2 separate regions of the Mus musculus genome follow, and region 2 is linked to region 1. The links are chromatin loops, found by intact Hi-C in ENCODE. Cell type or tissue: left cerebral cortex. All regions are shown on one strand. Each heading gives the region's core, and the rest is flanking DNA. Links, peaks and the distances in the headings are about the cores only. Region 1 holds the start of P2ry13 (purinergic receptor P2Y, G-protein coupled 13). Region 2 holds the start of P2ry12 (purinergic receptor P2Y, G-protein coupled 12).

Evidence for each region. A loop is a pair of places that touch in the nucleus more often than their neighbours do. Peaks named below come from ENCODE experiments on the same cell type or tissue, not always from the same donor. Only the 100,000 strongest peaks of a DNase experiment are listed, where the experiment ranks them.
Region 2: it touches region 1 in a loop (2.3-fold over the local background); 2 of 42 quality-filtered maps call a loop at or near these places.

Annotation. Positions count from the first base shown.
Region 1 is chr3:59,204,418-59,214,044 of GRCm38, reverse strand. The region is part of intron 15 of Med12l (mediator complex subunit 12-like); the gene reads right to left. It overlaps P2ry13 (purinergic receptor P2Y, G-protein coupled 13), which reads left to right and starts at 3,163. Exons shown (of 2, transcript NM_028808.3): 1 at 3,163-3,223; 2 at 3,687-6,153. The coding sequence starts at 3,690. The coding sequence ends at 4,703. In left cerebral cortex, for the core only: CTCF peaks have their summits at 3,912 and 4,940 (motif pointing right); DNase peaks (open chromatin) are centred at 4,951, 7,275, 7,532, 8,767 and 2 more places; H3K27ac peaks cover 339 bases.
Region 2 is chr3:59,255,839-59,265,465 of GRCm38, reverse strand. Med12l (mediator complex subunit 12-like) reads right to left here. Exons shown (of 44, transcript NM_177855.3): 27 at 9,460-9,627; 28 at 8,350-8,424; 29 at 8,047-8,237; 30 at 7,123-7,284; 31 at 5,753-5,864; 32 at 4,633-4,722; 33 at 3,483-3,592; 34 at 3,121-3,256; 35 at 2,180-2,341; 36 at 182-544. P2ry12 (purinergic receptor P2Y, G-protein coupled 12) reads left to right here and starts at 2,481. Exons shown (of 5, transcript NM_001357008.1): 1 at 2,481-2,692. In left cerebral cortex, for the core only: no CTCF peak of the experiment used is centred there; DNase peaks (open chromatin) are centred at 4,510, 5,186, 7,097, 7,351 and 2 more places; H3K4me3 peaks cover 359 bases; H3K27ac peaks cover 2,892 bases.

The DNA.
Region 1 (9,627 bases), core at 798-8,797:
GATTTTTCTAATACTGATTTTCACTTCAGGACATCTGCTTGTAAACTACATAGTGTATTTAACTCATTATCACTTTTGGTTACCCTAATTGGAAAGTTTTAAAAAATTCACATGCTCTAAGGAAAGTACCTCAGTAGATTTCAGAGTAAATAAGAGTTCTCTCCTAGGAATATTTGAGTTCCCACTTCAACTTACATCCTTAGTGAAAATGAAAGCAAACATCTCAACATTTCTAATGTTATTATATGATGCATGTTAACTACATCACCAGAAGTCCCTTTGCTCTTTGCCTTGATCCAGCTCAGGAATCCTGGAGGTCTAGCAAAGGAAGTAGGTGTAGGCAACTTCCATTACAGACCAGTTTGTCCCATCTGACCATACTGGTTGGACAATTTACAAATTTAACCTTAGACCTGAGTGTGTACCAGACAGAACTGAGTGTCCGTTCAGCTTCTTTTTCCTGTATCAATCATTGACTCTTGGCATAAGGACTTCAGGATGAAGTGAACCACTCCAGCTGCTCTCTCAGGGGTGTGGTGGGGTTGGGACAAGGCAGGCTCTAAGTGCAAATTCTAGGGCCAGTGGTGAGTTAGTGGTGGTCTCTATTAACACTATTTTGGGAAGGTGCTTAATTTCTTCATTTTGATTTTCACATCTAAAATAAGACTGGACTATGTTGTTATTGTAAGGGCTGTGATAACATAGTTACCTATAATACCATAGCTATTTTTATTTTATTACTTTGAGTCTATTCTTAGTGCATATTAGAATTCCAGTCTTTAATTTATTCCAGTCTTTAAATTATTCAGCAGGCTCCTAAACACTGAAACTTTTCAATGCATGGGGTTTTTTTGTTTGTTTGTTTGTTTGTTTGTTTTTGTTTGTTTTTTGTTTTTTAGTTCTTCCTTCCCGGCCTTCGTGAACTAATAAGCCCACAGTATTCCTATTTTCTTTTTCATTGACTGAGGAAGCTCGCATGACATCGTCCATGACAGGCCTCACTGTGAGCATATGATGGACGTTCTTTTACCCCTAACTATATGAAAAGGACACTGTTGTGTATTTCATCATAAAAAGGGGGCAAGTATTTCAGAGTGAGTATAAATAACTTCCCAAATGAGGGGAACAAAAAGCGACAGGTGGACAAGCCCTTGGAGCTACGGCCCGCAGCTTGGAGATGGCACTTCCACACAGGCCTAGGGAGCAGCGTGCAGAGAGGCCCTTCCAAGAGGAACAGGCTTTCCAACAAATATCAGCTAAGGAACTTACCAAGGGGAGCTCTCATTTAACAAGTGTGTAGTAGTTATGAAGATGACTCAGCTAGAGAAGACCAACCATGACCATGCAGAGCTCAATCCATGAAACCCACATGTTGGAAAGATATAACTAACCCACTGAAGGAAAACACACACACACATACACACACACTCACACACTCACAATAAATATGTATTTCACAACCAAAAGAATGTACCTTTGTGACCCTAGAAATGTCCATTGCTGATCAGTTCCTCTTTTCAAAGTTTCCCACATTTGGCATTTTGAAATTTGACCAAAATGTGATTTCTACTTCTCATATTATGAAATTATCCTGTACAGAATTTCCCTTGTTTAAAGTAAAAATTTCCAGACCTTCAATGTTATATTGGATTGGGGGCTATTGAGAAATTTAAAATTGACTGTGTTTATGGTTAAAATTAACAATAAACCTACTTTAAAATATTGATTTTGCTAGGTTTTTATCCTCTTATAAAGCAAAAGGATATATATTTAAGTTAAGGGGCATTACATCAGTAAATCCTAACATATTTTAGCCAAAAAGAAAATTTTTACAATGTGCCATTTATTCCCTAGAGTTAACCAACGTTCCCTGGAAACACAGTACATTTCATTTTAAAATGTTCAAATGTGGAATCAATGGATTCCAAATTCTCAACCAAGTAATATAGGAATTACTAGTTAGCCAAACCCTGAAGACGGTCCATCTCTACGGTAAGCGCGTGGCAAGAACGGTGAAGTGAAACTTGCCATAGAGAACCACACATCCTCCCCAGGATCATCTGATTTCCTCTTTCCCTTCATCTGTCGGGCAGGGAAGCAGACTGTCACACATTGTAACTTTCTGCACACTCCCTGAGATTTAAAACGAAACACTGTACCAATCTGAGGCCAGCCCTGATTCAAAACTTCTCTAAGTCTCAAGAATGGAGGTGGTTTCCCAAAAGGGCTTCCTAAAAGTGCCACACTGTAGCTCCACTCAAACTGGGCAATTCAAGGAACCCAAGCAATGAGCGGCTGGCATGTTTAGCTTTCACTGATGTGCCCTGGGTCGGTCCATCGGTCCCCCTCCCCCACACTCCTATGAAGTAGATGATGATTTCAAACTTGCTACATGAGAGAATGAGGTATATAGCTCTTAAAACATTTGTTTAAACATAATACCGAATAATGCAGAGGTCCAGGAATAATAGCTACCACTTCTTGGGAAATGTGACTCATAATCTGCCACAGATCTAGGGATCAAAAGACTAACAGCAATGTCTGAAGAAAGGAAACAAAGCAAAACAAACAAGCAACCAACAACCAAAGCCTAGCCTTAGACATACAAACTTCTTGCACGCCCAGGCTGTAAGGGACAGAAGATGATTTGATTTTCAGATCAAGTCTTCTCCTCCTACTTGATTGTAATTTCATACTATTTTCTTCATCATTTTAACTCCTACTATTACATATGAAGTATTCAATAAGGTCGCTGAATGTGAATAATAAAAAGTAAAACACTGGGCCTAGAGAAATAGTTCGGCGGTTAAAGGGATTTTCCTGGCACCCACTCCAGGCAGCTCACAGTCACCTTGGACCCCAGCTCCAGGGAATCCAACACTTCTGGCCTCTGAGGGCACCTGAATGCATATGCGCCCTTACACATATAATTTAATATAATAAAATAGACCACATGTTAAGAATATGGCGTGGTGGCGTGCCTGCAGAGCCGGTGACAGCACTGGATTCAATACTCAGAACACGCAACCAATAACTACTGGTAAATGCTCCAAAGGTCTAAAGACAAAGAGGTTCTAGAAAATGTGGGTATTACAGAAGCCCACAAGGGGAAATGAGGAAGGAAAAGCAGTATAAGAAAGCAGAACCTTTACTTCACAAGCTATTCGTGGGTTGAGCTAGTAACTGCCACAACTCATACAGCTGAGTCTCTTCCAAAACAAAGGTCAGTTTAATTTTTCTTATGAATTTGCTTGCTATAAAAGGTAAAAGGTGGTTAAATTTTCTAGAAATCTAAATATAATATTCTGTAATCACGGGCTGCAAGCATAAGGTACTTCATAACGCATGACACACTACCCTGTACTCTTACATCTTAAATTAGGTTCTGTCACCGCCGTGTAGTGATTGGTGCTTGCTATTTGGACTTCACAAGGGTAGACATTAACAGGACTTTATAAAACAAAACTAAACTGAACAAAAACCAACCAAACAACAACAGCAACAAAACTAAGCTATGTGCTCAAAAAAGCTCTAGCCAAAGAATCAAATCCGCTGAATGAGTTAAATAGTAAGTTTGTTTTTACAAGAAGTAGTTATCTGCCAATCCACAAGGACCCTTTGTTTACCTTCCTTTGTATGCCTGCTTATGTGTAATCTTTCTCTGTGTGCATGTTTATGTGTAATAGCTGATGCTCGGGACAATCAACACCACTGGGATGCAGGGCTTCAACAAGTCTGAGCGGTGCCCCAGGGACACTCGGATGACACAGCTGCTGTTCCCGGTTCTCTATACTGTGGTCTTCCTGGCAGGCATCCTGCTGAACACCGTGGCCCTCTGGGTGTTCGTCCACATCCCCAGCAATTCCACCTTTATCGTCTACCTCAAGAACACTCTGGTGGCAGACTTGATAATGGCACTCATGCTGCCTTTCAAAATCCTTTCCGACTCACACCTTGCGCCCTGGCAGCTCCGAGGATTTGTGTGCACGCTCTCCTCCGTGGTCTTCTATGAGACGATGTATGTGGGTATCATGATGCTGGGCCTCATCGCTTTCGACAGGTTCCTCAAGATCATCATGCCGTTCAGGAAAACCTTTGTCAAAAAGACGGCTTTCGCAAAAACAGTCTCCATTTCCGTCTGGTCCCTGATGTTCTTCATCTCCCTGCCAAACATGATCTTGAACAAGGAGGCAACGCCATCATCCGTGAAGAAGTGTGCATCTTTGAAGAGTCCCCTTGGGCTGTGGTGGCATCAGGTGGTCAGTCACACCTGCCAGTTCATTTTCTGGGCTGTGTTTATTCTGATGCTTCTGTTTTATGCGGTGATTACCAAAAAGGTGTACAACTCCTATAGGAAGTTTAGGAGTAAGGACAGCAGGCACAAGCGGCTGGAGGTGAAGGTATTTATCGTCATGGCTGTCTTCTTTGTCTGCTTTGCCCCACTGCATTTTGTCAGAATACCATACACTTACAGTCAAACCACCAATAAGACTGACTGTAGGTTAGAAAACCAGCTGTTTATTGCTAAAGAAGCAACTCTCTTTCTGGCAACAACTAACATTTGTATGGACCCCTTAATATACATAATTTTATGCAAGAAGTTCACACAAAAGGTGCCATGTGTGAGATGGGGAAAGGCAAGAACAGCAGGATCAAGCGAAGACCACCACAGTAGTCAGACAGACAACATCACCCTAGCCTGACCACTGTGTCCCACAGGTTAATTTCACGCATGGCCTCACGTCTATTTATGGATGGGATTTCAAAAGATCATTTATGTGGAGACCTCATTTAAGCATTACAGGAAAAAAGAGGGGAACAAACAGTTCCCTACATTTTATTATCCTAGTGTATGGAAAAACATTATGCCCATTTTAACCACATAGACGTATTTATAAGCAGGATAAATTAAGAGACCATGTAATACAGCAAATGGCCACTAGATGTCACCTTTTCAAGGGCATTCATGTACTATGGAAAAGGTTAATGGGAAACAGGTTTGCCTGAAAAATCTTCCTTCTAGTTACCACCCCACCATCTCTCACACACATAATTCCTAAAACACCAGGCTGGCTTTTACAGCCTTCAGAATGCTGACACTTGTGAACAGAAACCAACCAACTTGCATATCCAGTGCCTGTGTGGAAAGGCTAAGGTGGGGGCTCAAAGAGATGCAGTCTGAGGAACCAAAGTGGGTTGGTCAAAATAACCCCAGGCATCTCAAAAGATTTCCTCCTTACAAGTGCAAAGGGCTGCTCCTACATCTAAACAGAGCACCAGAAGAGAGGCACATGCAACAGGCAAAGCCAGTTCACAGCCATGTGCAATCCAGAGAGGGGAAGTGTTTAGTCAGCAAAACCTTCCTGGGCAACAGCATCTGCATCCTGTTGGAAAATACTTATTTCCCTCACTGTTTATCTATAAATTAGGTTCCTTGCTACACACTGTCTTATATTAACTGCTTTCATTCTTAGCCACATTTCCCAAAAACAGGGTTCGTAAAAAGACAGCAAAATCACACATTTTTACAAAAGAAATGGGGTAAGGATATCCTAGACGGGATGTTTGTTGTACACTATCCTTAGTGCATGTGAGCAAGGGGATGGTTGGCCTGGCATTAGTAATATTCATGTGGGAAGATTTTTCAAAGCCTGATTCATTTTATTTGGGCCTATCTACTTCCCTGGATCTCATTATGGGTTTAAGAAAATTAAAATATGTGGCTGGTGATGCTGGGTTTTCTGGAGAACACGACGACTCTTCCCCTAACCGCGCCTGTAATGTGAAATCCTGGCTTCTCTCTTTCCATAGCCTCAGAAGCCACAGAGGCAAGAGAACTTCCTTGTCTTCCTGGAATCACTTGCTAATCTTGACCTTTACAAACTCCATTTAATATGGCACATTTGGTCCGCACTGCACTGTACATAGAACCTTCCATCTGACCCACTTTGTAAGTTCCTATTGATTAGTGACACCCAAAGTTGCTGTCCCTTACTCCAGGTAACCTTACCTGCCCAACCTCCTCCGAGTCCTCCAGCCCAGTCACTTCCTCATCTGTGTGACATCATTCCTCATCTACTTATCGAATTGATTTAGGATAATTTGCTAAATATGCACTGTGCAATTAATAAATTTTGCTAAAACAAATCAAAAGGGGCCCTTTTTCTTGACAAGCTGTCATTATTTGTTCTGGTTGTCCTGGAACTTACAAAGATCCACCTGCCCCTGCCTTCCAAGTAGAGTGCTGGGACTAAAGGAATGCATCAAAATGCCTAGCCCAACTGGGTCTTATTTTACTGCACTATAAAAGTAAAAGGAAAGCAGCCAGCTCCTATCGATTTACCATTAACAGAGTAGGCTTCCAGGGCAGGTAGTGGGGCTTAGTGGTAGGACCTGTGCCCAGCATGTACAAGATCCTAGATCTGATCAGCACCTAGATGAAAAAGAAAAATTTTAAAAATGGAAGCTTAAGCTCTTGAACTCTGTATAGTTGCTTTCCTATCATGTGCGTGCTAGAGCTGAGGAGAAATGCTGCCCACCTGGGCTAGGAAAGAGCACAAATGAAACAAGGAGACCAAACATTGGAATTTTAAGGCTACTGACACAATGCTTTATCCAGTTATCCAGTAACTGGGTAAGTCAAACCTGTAACTGCAGCATATTACAAATCCCAAAGCTCTCCTTTAGGTGAATTCTAGGTCTCTTAAATAAAACAATGAAATCATTTGTATTATTACACATATCACTAAACCTATATACCATTACAGAGCACATGACACAGTCACAGGAAAACCCTAATACTGTGTTACACATAACTGTATCTGAGCCACATTATTAAATAGTAATCCATACATGGTAGTATAGCTTATATAGCTTACCTTTGATGACAATTTCAATTGCCTCTACATAAATTTACAACTCATATATACATGTTTGTTTGTTTGTTTGTTTGTTTGTTTGTTTTTGAAGACAGGGTTTCTCTGTGTAACCCTGGCTGTCCTGGAACTCACTCTGTAGACCAGCCTGGCCTGGAACTCAGAAATCCACCTGCCTCTGCCTCCCAAGTGCTGGGATTAAAGCCATCACCGCCTGGCTAATATATACACTTTTAAGAACGGTATTTCCAGATATAACTTCAATCTGTGATTCATAAGTTCAAACACTTCATTCCATTATAATACCATAGTCAGAAGTAGATTGCCCAGTCAAGTGTTGTGGCACACTCTTATGTAATCCCAGCGCATCAGTGTCTATGTGGGGATCACCAGTCACTACCGCTTTTCCAGGCAGCAAGTTTCTCTCAAAACAACAGCAACAAAAGCAGAGGGTCTGCTCTGTACAACAGAGTTGCCAGGAACCTAGAGAAGAGGGGCATTAGACCTATCTTAAAGTTACATTCCCTATGGGAACCTCTAAGCTCTCAAGGCAGATTCAAAACTGTAGAATATTTATAGAATGGCCTGATATGTAACTTGGCCATAAACAAGGAGCAAAGAATGAAAAGAAGGAAGTGATGGGCCTTCAGATGCTTAGTCTGCTCTGGGACAGAGCACAGCAATGTATAATTCTGTCATCTTCAGCTTCCCCACAGGCCTGTGCTTAAATCTGTATTAGACCCTTTCTCAATAAACCCCAAAACTCCTTTTTAAAAAATAGCGCTCTGATGCGGTATATGAGCTGAACTCACAGCAAAATTGTGGGCTTTTATCAAAAGCTAAGATATAATTATTTGCACTGGATAATTAGGGTGAGGCCTCCAAACATCTTCTATGAGGGGAAAAGATGGGAGTGTAATTACCACACAGGGGAACATTGTAGAGAAACCACAGGAAGTTATTCTACCACGGGAACAGGGGAGGGGCGGAGATGCCATGATGATTCTCAGCTCGGTGACATGGACAGGATGCCAGTGACAAAGAGGAGCCCATCAGGTCCGTTCCCACAAAGTTCAACAGGAGAAACCACCCAGAACAGGACAGCCCAGGCTATGCAGTGTCTGCTGTCTAAGAAAGGAGTGAGTTTACAAGGTTCTAGCCCTAGTTACTACAGAAGTTACAAAGCATTTGAAGGGCCTAGGAACAAACCTGAACATTCTGAACTTCATTTAGAGGCCCAATATGCATCATAAAAGTAAAGGATGCATTGCTAGAAATTGCTAGGTGCTTTAGTGGTCACCAGAATCAGCTGAGAAGACCCTAAAACACAGACGGCTGGACACAGCCCAGCAAGGCTTAGTGCAAGCCTTCAGGAGACACTGGTGCCGCGAGTTTGACCTGCACATTTAGGATCACGCCCCTAAATGTCTATGAAGGCCCGTACTTCCCATTGAAACTGACTGGCAATCCAGCCGTCATGGGACTCACATAATCCTACTTTCTAAATATAGGATGCTGAGGCAGGAGGATGAAGTTGAGGCCAGCCTGGTCTACAGAGAGAGTTACAAAGTTCAGACCACCCTGAGCTACATAAAAACAACTGACTTGCTGCCCAGCCCTCTTAGAAATGAGTGTCTAAGGTTAGATTAATCAACCAGAGACAAAGCAACATTGTTAGTAAGAGAGCAGGGCAGACACAAGGCAGGGGCAGGTAAAGGACTTGATGACCTGGGAAGACGAGGCCTCTCAAGGGGCATCAGCTGTTTAATAGCAAATGTTGACACTGCAGGCAATTCAGACTGCTCACTGGAAGCAACAGTCGGAGTAAAACCAGAAGTACTGAAAACAAGTGTATTACGTCATACTTCTTATTAACCAGGCAGGCAGACAAAGCTGTCAACACATTCCATCACTTAGCAGTCCCAGGACGCGTATAAAGCGTTCTCATTACTTTCCTTTTAAGAGATGAAGTTGAGAAACTGAAAGACTAGGTCACCTGCATGAAGTCACGGAGCTCAGCATGGCTGAGGACCCTAAGTTAGACTCTAGCTTTTAAGCCTATCTTAAATGACAACACTCTCAAGAGAAAGCACAACTTCAGTTTCCCAATCTATGCCTTGTACGTTTTATAACTCTCATCGCTACTCTCACAATCCCTGCCTCTTCCAAATTAACATCATCATGTGTGGGCTACAGGCAGCCCAGGAAGTGCTAGCTGATAAGCCCAGACCTATAAGTTAACGAGGGCCTCCTGTTCCAGGACCTTCCCACCCTACTCCCATGCCCAAATGCCTGTGGTGTGCCAGCACTCTGCTGCTGGACACTTTAAAAGGATCACTGTTCGTGTGTGTGTGTGTGTGTGTGTGTTTGTGTTTGTGTCTATGTGTGTCTGTGTGTGTCTGAATGTGTGTTTGCACATGTGTGGGCACACATGAATATGCATGTAGAGGCTTGAGTTTACCACAGAGCATCTTTCTTGATCACTTTCCACGTTACATATTAGGGCAGGGTCTTTGCTGAGCCTAGAGCGTATCGATCAAGGTACTCCAACTAGCCAACTCCTGTGCTCTGGGATTACAGGTCACCCTGCTTACCCAGCTTTTATGTGGGTTCTGGAGCTACAAATGCCTGCTTTACCAGGAGCCATTCCCCTGCCCTCGCTTCCCCTTTGTAACTGTCACCACATCCTTGAAGCAGATCCTATGCGTTTGCCTGCTGGTAAAGGGAAATATGAAAGTCAAAGTGCAGAGAA
Region 2 (9,627 bases), core at 591-8,590, 52 kb before region 1:
TGAAAAGCTTTCTACCTGTCACCTATGAGAATTCATTCGTTAGTACAGACACTTGTTAGGAAACTCTACGTAAGAAAGCTGCTAGCATTCTTTGTAATGTTTCTAGGTGTAGAGTTCGGCCGTAGGTAAATCCCACACTAGGTGCCCATGACCCCGTCTTTTCCTTACACCCCCCACTCACATCGATGCGTGAGCTCGATTTTGTCTTACGCTTCCTTCCCTTTGTCTTCTTCTCTTCATCAGCTGTAGCTTTTCCTTGATCTGACAGCTCAGCTGATTTCCTTTCTGGTTCCTGAGAAACTGGAGACGTGAGTTCTTCCTCTTCCTCCTCAGGAGGTAGGGGCAGCGGCTCGAGGTAGTAGCTTCGGGGCTTGGGCATGGTGTGCGTGTGGTACAGAAGGAAGTGCTGCTGCTCCTCATACTTGATCACCTTCCGGTCCACACGGACAGTGCCGAACCAGGCCCAGGACAGCGGGGCTGGGTTCTTCTGACCCTCAAACAGGTCCCATGGGGACACTTTCTGCTTCGTAGAGACCTGGAGACCCTGTGGGAAAAGAATGTTCTGTGACAACACAACCTGGCCTGTCCCCAACCCACAGGGCAAGCTTGAAAGCGTGCGGTTGGAAGGTTGGAACGAGCTAAGGGAACTCAGTAGACAGGAATGTTCATCTAAGCAGTGTGAACTGGGGTTCAGGACTTTGCAAGTTCAGTTCTCCAGTGCTCTGTACCACCTGACACTCCTTAAGGCATCTAAAAGTGAGCTAAAATATTTTAGTATAAAATGACATTCTCATTCAAGTATGTTGTAGAAAATATAATCTCTCAAGTATCCTGTAAAGTTGCTGTTAGAACCATCTCAGGAATCCATTATTTTTAGTATTATACAAGATTTAAAAGTCAATATATAGTCTGCCTCTGATGTATGAACTCAATTTAGTATATATTTCATGTACATGTATGTGGCTTTCTCTGAATAAAATTTTTTGGGAGAAAATTAATTACAGAAACAGGTACAACACAAATTAAGTCTTTCAATTCCAAGGTATCTTTACTGAATCCAGGTAAGGAATTCAATTTTGTTTCTGAAAAATAGCATGCTTTTATTTGTAATACTAATGGGTAACATTTCTTAGTAATTTTGCAAGTATACCTATTTAAAGACATTTCTCCTCAAAACGGCCAAGGTACCCCGCCCCCCATGTGAGCATATCTGTTTTTGTCTGTCTTCCTCTTTAAGTGTGACTTCTTCTGACACTACCAGTAATGTCACCACCCACTGCTGTCTGCCATGTGATGAAATCGTTCTCCTGAGTAGAACTCACATCTAAATGGCTCCTGGATGCCTTCTGAAAGAAGCCCAAGTCACCCTTATTGTGACTTCTGGTTTTCCCCTCCCATGGCCACACTGCTATGGCATTTGAGTTAACTCTGAATTCTGGTGGCATGGTTTTTCCTCTTAACAGTCACCTTTCTTGCCTTTCCTTAAACTTTCCCCACCTGTCCTATACTTTTCTGTATACTTAGTCCGTCAGGATGGTCTGTGTGTCCACTATTGTAGGACCCCTGTTCTGACTACCTCTGCCTGTGTGACTTAAACCGTTCCCCGTTGGTGCCATCATGACCTGACCTGCACGTCCCGTTGCATGTAAAAGTGCATCTACTTCCCCCTAAGGGCAGGGATTCCCTCCACCATCTCCATTGCTGCAGTGCCAATGGCTACTCAGGCTGGCCTTTCTGTTATTTTAAAGAACCTTCCAAAGCGTTGTATAGAAAGCAAATGCCCATCTAATACTGCTTCTTAGAGACTACGTAGTGTTGTAACACAAGTTTTACTAAATACTGCTTACTCAGCAAATGAAAATTCTTATCAGCACACATTTTCTTATATAAACATAGCTTGTTTCCTATCCTGATGTAAAATAATAATTTTATTTTACTTTTATTTCTTATGCTAAGCTGTTACTTAAGTTTTTGGTAGATTCTAGAAATGCCCTGAAGTCCAGATAAGCATTTTAATTGGGAGATCTTTGAAGATAATGGCTTTTTTCTTTTTCTTTTTGCAATGCCAATAGCTATTGTGCTTTGATGACAAAAATTATACCACTGAAAATTAAGAAAAGTCACTTGGCTTCTATAACTAGATATATTTATATATGTGGGAAAAAACATTTACTCTTGCCTGTTTTTTATCAATAGAGTCAAATCCAGCAATTTTGTTTCCCTTTGTATCGATCAAAGAACCCATGGGTTCACACGTGATGACATCGCAGGTCTGCTTTGGCAAAGGCAGCAACTGTCGAACTTTGTCAATGCTTTCTGACCTCTTGTCTCCTAGTTCTTTCTAGAAGAAAGAGGGGGGAAAAATGTAAAAGCAAGAGAGAAGTGAGGCAAAAATTCTGACTTTACAATGAAGCAAAAGCTAACAAGAAGGAAGTTCCCCAGTGACACATTTCCTTTTTTTTAGGGCTAGTATGTCTTTAGTCCTTAGCGCAGTCTATGGAACAGCTGCAAATTGGACTGGTGAAATGTTTCATTTCTTCTATTCAAGTAGAAAATCAGGGTGCACACAAAGGCAGTCTTGTTCTCCATGACAAATCAGAGTGCTGAAATGACAAAACGCCAGTGTCATTTGCTGTCACACAGCAGGAGCTGCCGCACGGACACTTTCCCGTATCCAGGGTCACAGTGCAAGGTAACCATCAGCTTTTTTACTGTAACGTCTTCAGATTATGTATTTGCAATGTCTATTTGCCGTTCATGTCCAGGACTGTTAGTGGATTTACAAATTCAATGCAGAGCTCATTTTTTTTTTTCCCACTTGCATGTGTAAATCCAAGCATGGGTTCAAAGGAAATCTGACACTGGAGTTTTGGTTAGATATCTGATAATGCATTTTTAAAATCCTTAAAAATTAAAACACATTTTATTTGAGCACACCTTTTCAGAGAAAAAAATCGTTCAAATATCATGCTTGTAATTTTGAAGGACTGACAGAGTAGGTAAGATAACAAATAACCACAATCTGCTGAATCAGCTACACATGTAGATTAATGAGGAGGAAATTAAGACAATAATCCATAAACAACATGATTTCAGAGTAGAGGCTGATCACAAGCTTACTTTCAGTTTCTTTACTAAGTTCATGTATGCACGTTTGTTCTCTTCTGATCCCCCGGGGGAAGCACTTGATAGGTCAGAAGCCAGGGTTCCATTGATTAAAACACCCAGCATGTCAAGAACCGTTGTGAATAATTCACTGAGAAGAAAGAAAACCCCATTTTATTCTCACAAACAAAACCCGGACACACAGAATTGCCTAAGCATTTCTACTGAAAGTGCTAAGTTTTTAATGACAGCTAAATCAGTAAGTGGCAGAATTTCCTGTCAGTAGACAAAAGCTTGTACCATGCATGCATGCAGGGGAAAAAAAAAGGTATAAAATGATAAAAAACAAAATAAAACAAAACAAAAACCCAACATACTTGTTAGTGTGCATGTCAACAGTTCCCGAAGTAATTATCTGGAGGAGTAGGAGGGCCCAGTCGGTGGTCCCCTGCGTGCTCCGCTGTACCGTGTCAAACATTCCTCCTACCTAGCATACAAAATATGATAAAGATTTTGTATTGCTACCCCTATTACCATATGTGCCCAAATGTTGATTTGTTAAACCAGAAGTGATGTTAAGAACTGGTTCTTGCTAGCCACACTATGGATTATCCTACAACTGTCTCTTCTAGCTATGTGGTTATCACTGTTTATGGTTCTTTCCACAGAGGCTAGGCATTCAAAACTTAACAGAAAGTGTAACACTTGAATGTGGGCAGTCACAAAATTACCTTTCTCTTCTCATCAGTCTCTCATGGTACTTAGTTTTAGACATAACTGCAGTTAAACCTGAATAGCATCAAAACTCTGTCTCATCACCTGCAATTGTGTGATATTCGATTATTATTGCATCTGAGCCTGCCACTATAATATCCCTGGAGATGCCCTTTAACGTGGAAGGAATGAGGAGGAGAAGGTATTGCCACAGGTCTGCCAGCTCCTGGGAGGAGGTCAGAGTGCTGAAGGTGAGGTGAACAACTGCCCAGGGAGGTCAGATTGCCAAAAGCCAGAAAAGCAATTGCCCAGGGCACGTTCAGGATTTGTCAAGAGGAAATTTAAGGGAATACAAAACATGCTGAAACTTTCAGATTTCTGTAAAATATTCTTGTGAGATTTGTCTTTTTTTTTTCTGATCAATTTAACAGAATGTCTCTGAGAAAAATTGAGAGTTGACAGATTTCTGTGGTTGTAAAATAGAACACAGTGAAAGCCAACACTCCTATTAAAGGTTTGTCGGACCTCCCCTTAGCACTGCACAGGAGGAGGAGGAGAGATCTGCCAGATGGAGCCTCTACTCCCTGGTGGAAAACACAAATAGGTGCTTACAACTCTACTGTCTAGAATTCAACCCAGACAGGAAGGACGGCAGCTAAGGAAACAGAAGGTTTAAGAGAAAAGGAAGTAGGTACAGAGTGAGAAAGAGGAAGGCTTCCCTCTGTCATGCAGATTCTGTCCACAGATGTTGAAAGCTGGTATTACTTTCACACAGAGAGAGGTGTGACAGAAATGGGTCTGCCACATCCTTACCAGATTCAGGCGGAGCTGTAGGGCCTCATGCATCATCTGGCGGGCTTTCGTATCATCTTGGTATCTTTCTTCCCTCCAGTTACTTAAAATCTAAGATTGGGAAAAAACAAAGAGTAACAACAGAAATCCCTTTGTTCTTTGCTATGACGACTTTTACAGGTTTAAAATGAAGCTCTACAGTAACAGCTAACACTTCTTAGCTTAAACATTAACAAAGTTATTTTTTTTTTTTACTCTTCCTCTTCTTCCAGACAGACAAAATCCCAGTTATTTTATAATTTCCTGGGTAGCTGGGAGAAGAAAGTCTTACACACACACACACACACACACACACACACACACACGGAAAAAGGCCACACAGAAATGCCTATGGCAAGGACAAAGGGAGGCAAGGTGAACTGAGACTCGCAGAAAGGCAGAGCAGGTCTGCTTAACATCTGACATGGATCCTTCCAGGCAACAAAAGAAGGAAGTGCTCAGGCACCTAAACCAGGACACTGGCCCAGCCCAGAGCGGCTTGAAGGAAAGGATAAACCCACTGGAAGAGACAGCAAATGCCCAATCAGGAGTGGCTCTATCAGTTCAGCCCTGGCATTTGTAGTCTAGGTATGAAGAGAACCCTGAGTGCTTTGTATTTAAATGGCTCCCTCTGGAAGCTAGACAGAGAAAAGACCTGTCCAAAGTGTGGGTGTGGTGACAAAGGAAACCGAGTAAGCCTGGTGCCATTGTGCATGTTATCAGCTCTCATTTAATGCCACCGGGCAGGGTTCACCTGGCTTTGTGTCAGGATAATCCAACTCACAAAACCAATCTGACATCTTTCCTTGATTCCTTGCTTCTCGGTAGGCGCAACAGAGATCGGTAAGCTAGCTGCTAAGCAGTGTGCAACAACTTACTTTTATAGTCTTTACATATCTCTCAATGCATAATTAGCATCAGCTTTGCTGGCCTTCTGGTGACCATGATGCTAGGCAGAATGGGACATGGACTGTGTTTCTTAGCATCTCAGCGGCAGAACATTAATCTAATGTCACATTAGGACACTATCATGAAATCACAAAAGGGAAATAATGAATACCATCAGAAAGATACTGGCCGAGTTTAGTACTCCACGCTTTACCTGATTGACTTGATTCTGCAGAGATGTTAGAAGGCCTTCCCGTTGCTCATCTTGCCCCTTAAGGCAGGTAAGGACCAATGAGAGGAAAGGCTGCTGGCTCAAAAGAGACATACTGCAAAGGAAGTATTAACAGAGCTAGTCAGAAAAAATGGCTTGCCCCTGCTGCAACAGCTGCTCTTTCTAGTAGACTCACTCACTGCTCTTGTTTATTTACGACTACATGAAGGACAGGGTGGGAAACCACCAGAGAACATTTGGGAAGGTGACACCTTCCTGTACTGGCAAGATTAAAAACCACTGGTAAAGCTTTTAAATGACAATTCTCTATTGCTCTGGAAGGAAATCCCAAAGCAACAGAAACGTGCAGGGTATGTGATGAGCTTGCTTTCTGTTACTAGGGGGAAGTTTTTAAATATACAGGACAAAGAATATAAATGTATGCAGAGAAAAACAAAACAAAGAACAAACAAAAAATACCGGAGAGATTGCTCAGAGAAAACTCTTCCTTAGGAAGCGGCTCTCTGTGGACCTTGACTATTTCCGAGGCCTGTGTTTCTTGGTTGTATATTTCTCAAAGGCCAACAGCAGAGTGTTGGTAAAGTTAGGGGGGAGCACAACAAGGTCTGAGGCCTCCAAAAAGCAAGATACTTGCTAGGAACACCGTGTGCCAGGCCCCGACACTGCCCATGGCCTCCGCTAGAAAGGGGGCAAAATTCTATTTACAATGTTCACGTTAACAAGATATCTCCCATTAGAGAACATTGGTCAAACTGATTGATATAGTGAAAAGAAAATTTTCCTAAAGAACAGGTCTATGCCAGAATGTCTGAATCAGGAGCCCTGTAGGTAGCCAATAAAGAACACTCAGTTGTGGTAGTATTATTAGCTCTATCTTTAAGTTTATAGAATGAAGAAATTATGACCTTTCTCTTTAAAACTTCTTGGGTTTCAAATGTATAGTATGAATATTCATCCTCAATACGAGATGATCTGTTTTTCAAAAACAATGATGTGAAACCATTTCTTGGGCATGAAATAATGAAATAGTTTTGGCAGTTGTTATGGCTAGTTTTAATCAAAAATCTACAACAAGGTTCCTAAATTAAGAAAATGAAAATCAGTAATTATTTCAAGGTCTAGCAGGTCAGAATTAACAACAAGCCTGTGTACGTCAATAGCTTTGCAGTGATTTGGACACACAGGCAGGGATGGGACCTGGTGCCCTATACAGATCCTTGCTAAACAGAGAGTTGGCCGTTCTACAAGCCCCACCCCGTGGAGCTGGCTGCGATGTGACTTTGATGGAGGCTTCTAGGCTTCCTCCGGGTCCTTCGGATGCCAGCCTTGACGCGAGGCACCTGCCAGCGTACCTTTTCTGCTTCTGCCTATCTCTTTCCTTCTTTGAAGAGGAACCCAGGTGCTGCCCCTTCTCCAGCTCTTCCCCAGCGGCTTTCAACACTCTTCCCTGCACAGATGTTGGCAGCCTGGCGATGAGGGGGGCCACCAGCCACACACCCCTGCGTTCAGAGGAACTAAAATCAGAAACAGGCGTTACACCCGAGAACGCAGCTGCCTCTGCTCTCACAGACGATGCAGATGCCACAGTCAAACACCGGTGCACAAGGCACAGACTAGAGTTCTCATTTCATGTCTGCACTTTCTCCTTTTGCTAAAGACCAGGCATTTGCTTACGCTTTATACCCACATCTGCTGAGGAGTAAAAGGTGCTCTTCTGGGAAGGCATTTTTTGCATTGTAAACTGTTTTCAGTGACTCATGGATCCTGCCTTTCTGACCATGAAACACCATATGTTCTCTCTATGAACACTATACGTTTCAGTCATGGTGATGATATGCAATGGGATTGTGTTCAAGCTAAGGAATAAGCGATCTTTAAATTCTAAAACCCCCTATTTACCTTTTACCAAAATGATGACATGAAAACCAATCTGTCTTTCATGATGAAATACAAATTACTGTATTTGTACAAAACTATCATTAAAGACACATAGATAGTATGTTATGTTTAGTGAATGACCCAAAGACAGAGATACCACACATCAAACTTAAGTCCATCTGTGTCACTGAGGTACCTGGACCTACAACAAAAAATGTAACGTGCCAAGACATCACTCACCCCACTTTTCCCTCCTACCTGGCTGAGTAACAGAAACTGTCACTTGTAAGTTATTATTTCCCTTACATTTCCTGAAGCTTAATAAAAAATGAATTATGCTAATCAAGGCTATTGTGACATATGAAATATCAACGGTAGCCCAACAAAACTATAAATACCTTAAGAATGTCTTTATTCCATTCTGTCTTGTGCTACTTGGATCAACACTTCCAATAGTGTTTGGGTTGAAGAGGCTCATGCCAGAATTGGAGGCATTATTATTTAGGTCTGCAGATTGCTGGAACACTTCTATCGTTGCCTTTGCGATATTGTCCAGCAAATTATTCATTTCGGCCACAGAACCAGAGCTCTAGTATCAGGAAAAAGAAAGCTAACTTGTCTACACACTTCTTGATTTTCAAGCACCAATGACATTCTGCTTTTCTATTCAGTTCACACGTGTGCTGTCAATATATACTCACAGGGTCCTTCAAGCACTGTTTGATCATGAGCTGGAGCTCCAGCCAGGACTGTCTCAACGTCCACTGCTCAAGATTCTGGAGAAAATTCGAAGAATTGTCACATTTTGAATACTGAATGTATGCTAACACAGCCTTACAGTAATTAATACTCATACCCAGCAAGGAAACTCACAAGCCTTAAAGACTTCCAATCCCATGCCTGATAAAAATGAACATGCACAACAAAGTAGATTCAAGCATCAAAATACGTTCACCAACAAGCCAGGAAGTAGAAATCAGACAAGTATGGCTTCTCTCAGAATCCATTTACCAATTAGCCAACCTCACTCCAAAATGATGAATCTCTTAAATAACACATTTAAAATTGAGCTATCATAAATACTATGTATCAAGTAAATATACCACTGACTTAAAATACAATATATGCCCTTTGCTATTGACTGTATCTACTGAGTAGCCAGCAGTGGCAATGTCACTGTAAAGAAAATTACAGAATAAAACAAAAGTCAGAATTAAAATCAAGGTCAGGAGAAAGTGGGCAGCCTTGTCTAGTCCCTGATTTTAGTGGGATTGCTTCCAGCTTCTCTCCATTTACTTTGATGTTGGCTACTGGTTTGCTGTAAATTGCTTTTATCATGTTTAGGTATGGGCCTTGAATTCCTGATCTTTCCAACAATGGATGGATCACAGGGCTCCCAATGGAGGAGCTAGAGAAAGTAGCCAAGGAGCTAAAGGGATCTGCAACCCTATAGGCGGAACAACATTATGAACTAACCAGTACCCCGGAGCTCTTGACTCTAGCTGCATATGTATCAAAAGATGGCCTAGTCGGCCATCACTGGAAAGAGAGGCCCATTGGACATGCAAACTTTATATGCCCCAGTACAGGGGAACACCAGGGCCAAAAAGGGGGAGTGGGTGGGTAGGGGATTGGGGGTGGGTGGGTATGGGGGACTTTTGGTATAGCATTGGAAATGTAAATGAGCTAAATACCTAATAAAAAATGGAAAAAAAATCAAGGTCAGAAACAACAACAGTAACAAAGTAGTTCTTTGAAGAATCACATTGTGATGGATGGCCTGACCAGCATCCCTGGAATGGACCGCTTACCTGAAGAATGCGCTTAATGTGCTGTCTTTGCAGGTTGTCCCCCTCTGTACACTCCTTAATGCCATGAGGATAGCAGATAAGCTGCAACAATTTCTGTGCTTGCATGTTTGAAAGCACGGGGTCCAGTATCAGTTCTTTGTCTGTACACAGTCGTTCTGGTTCTTTTAA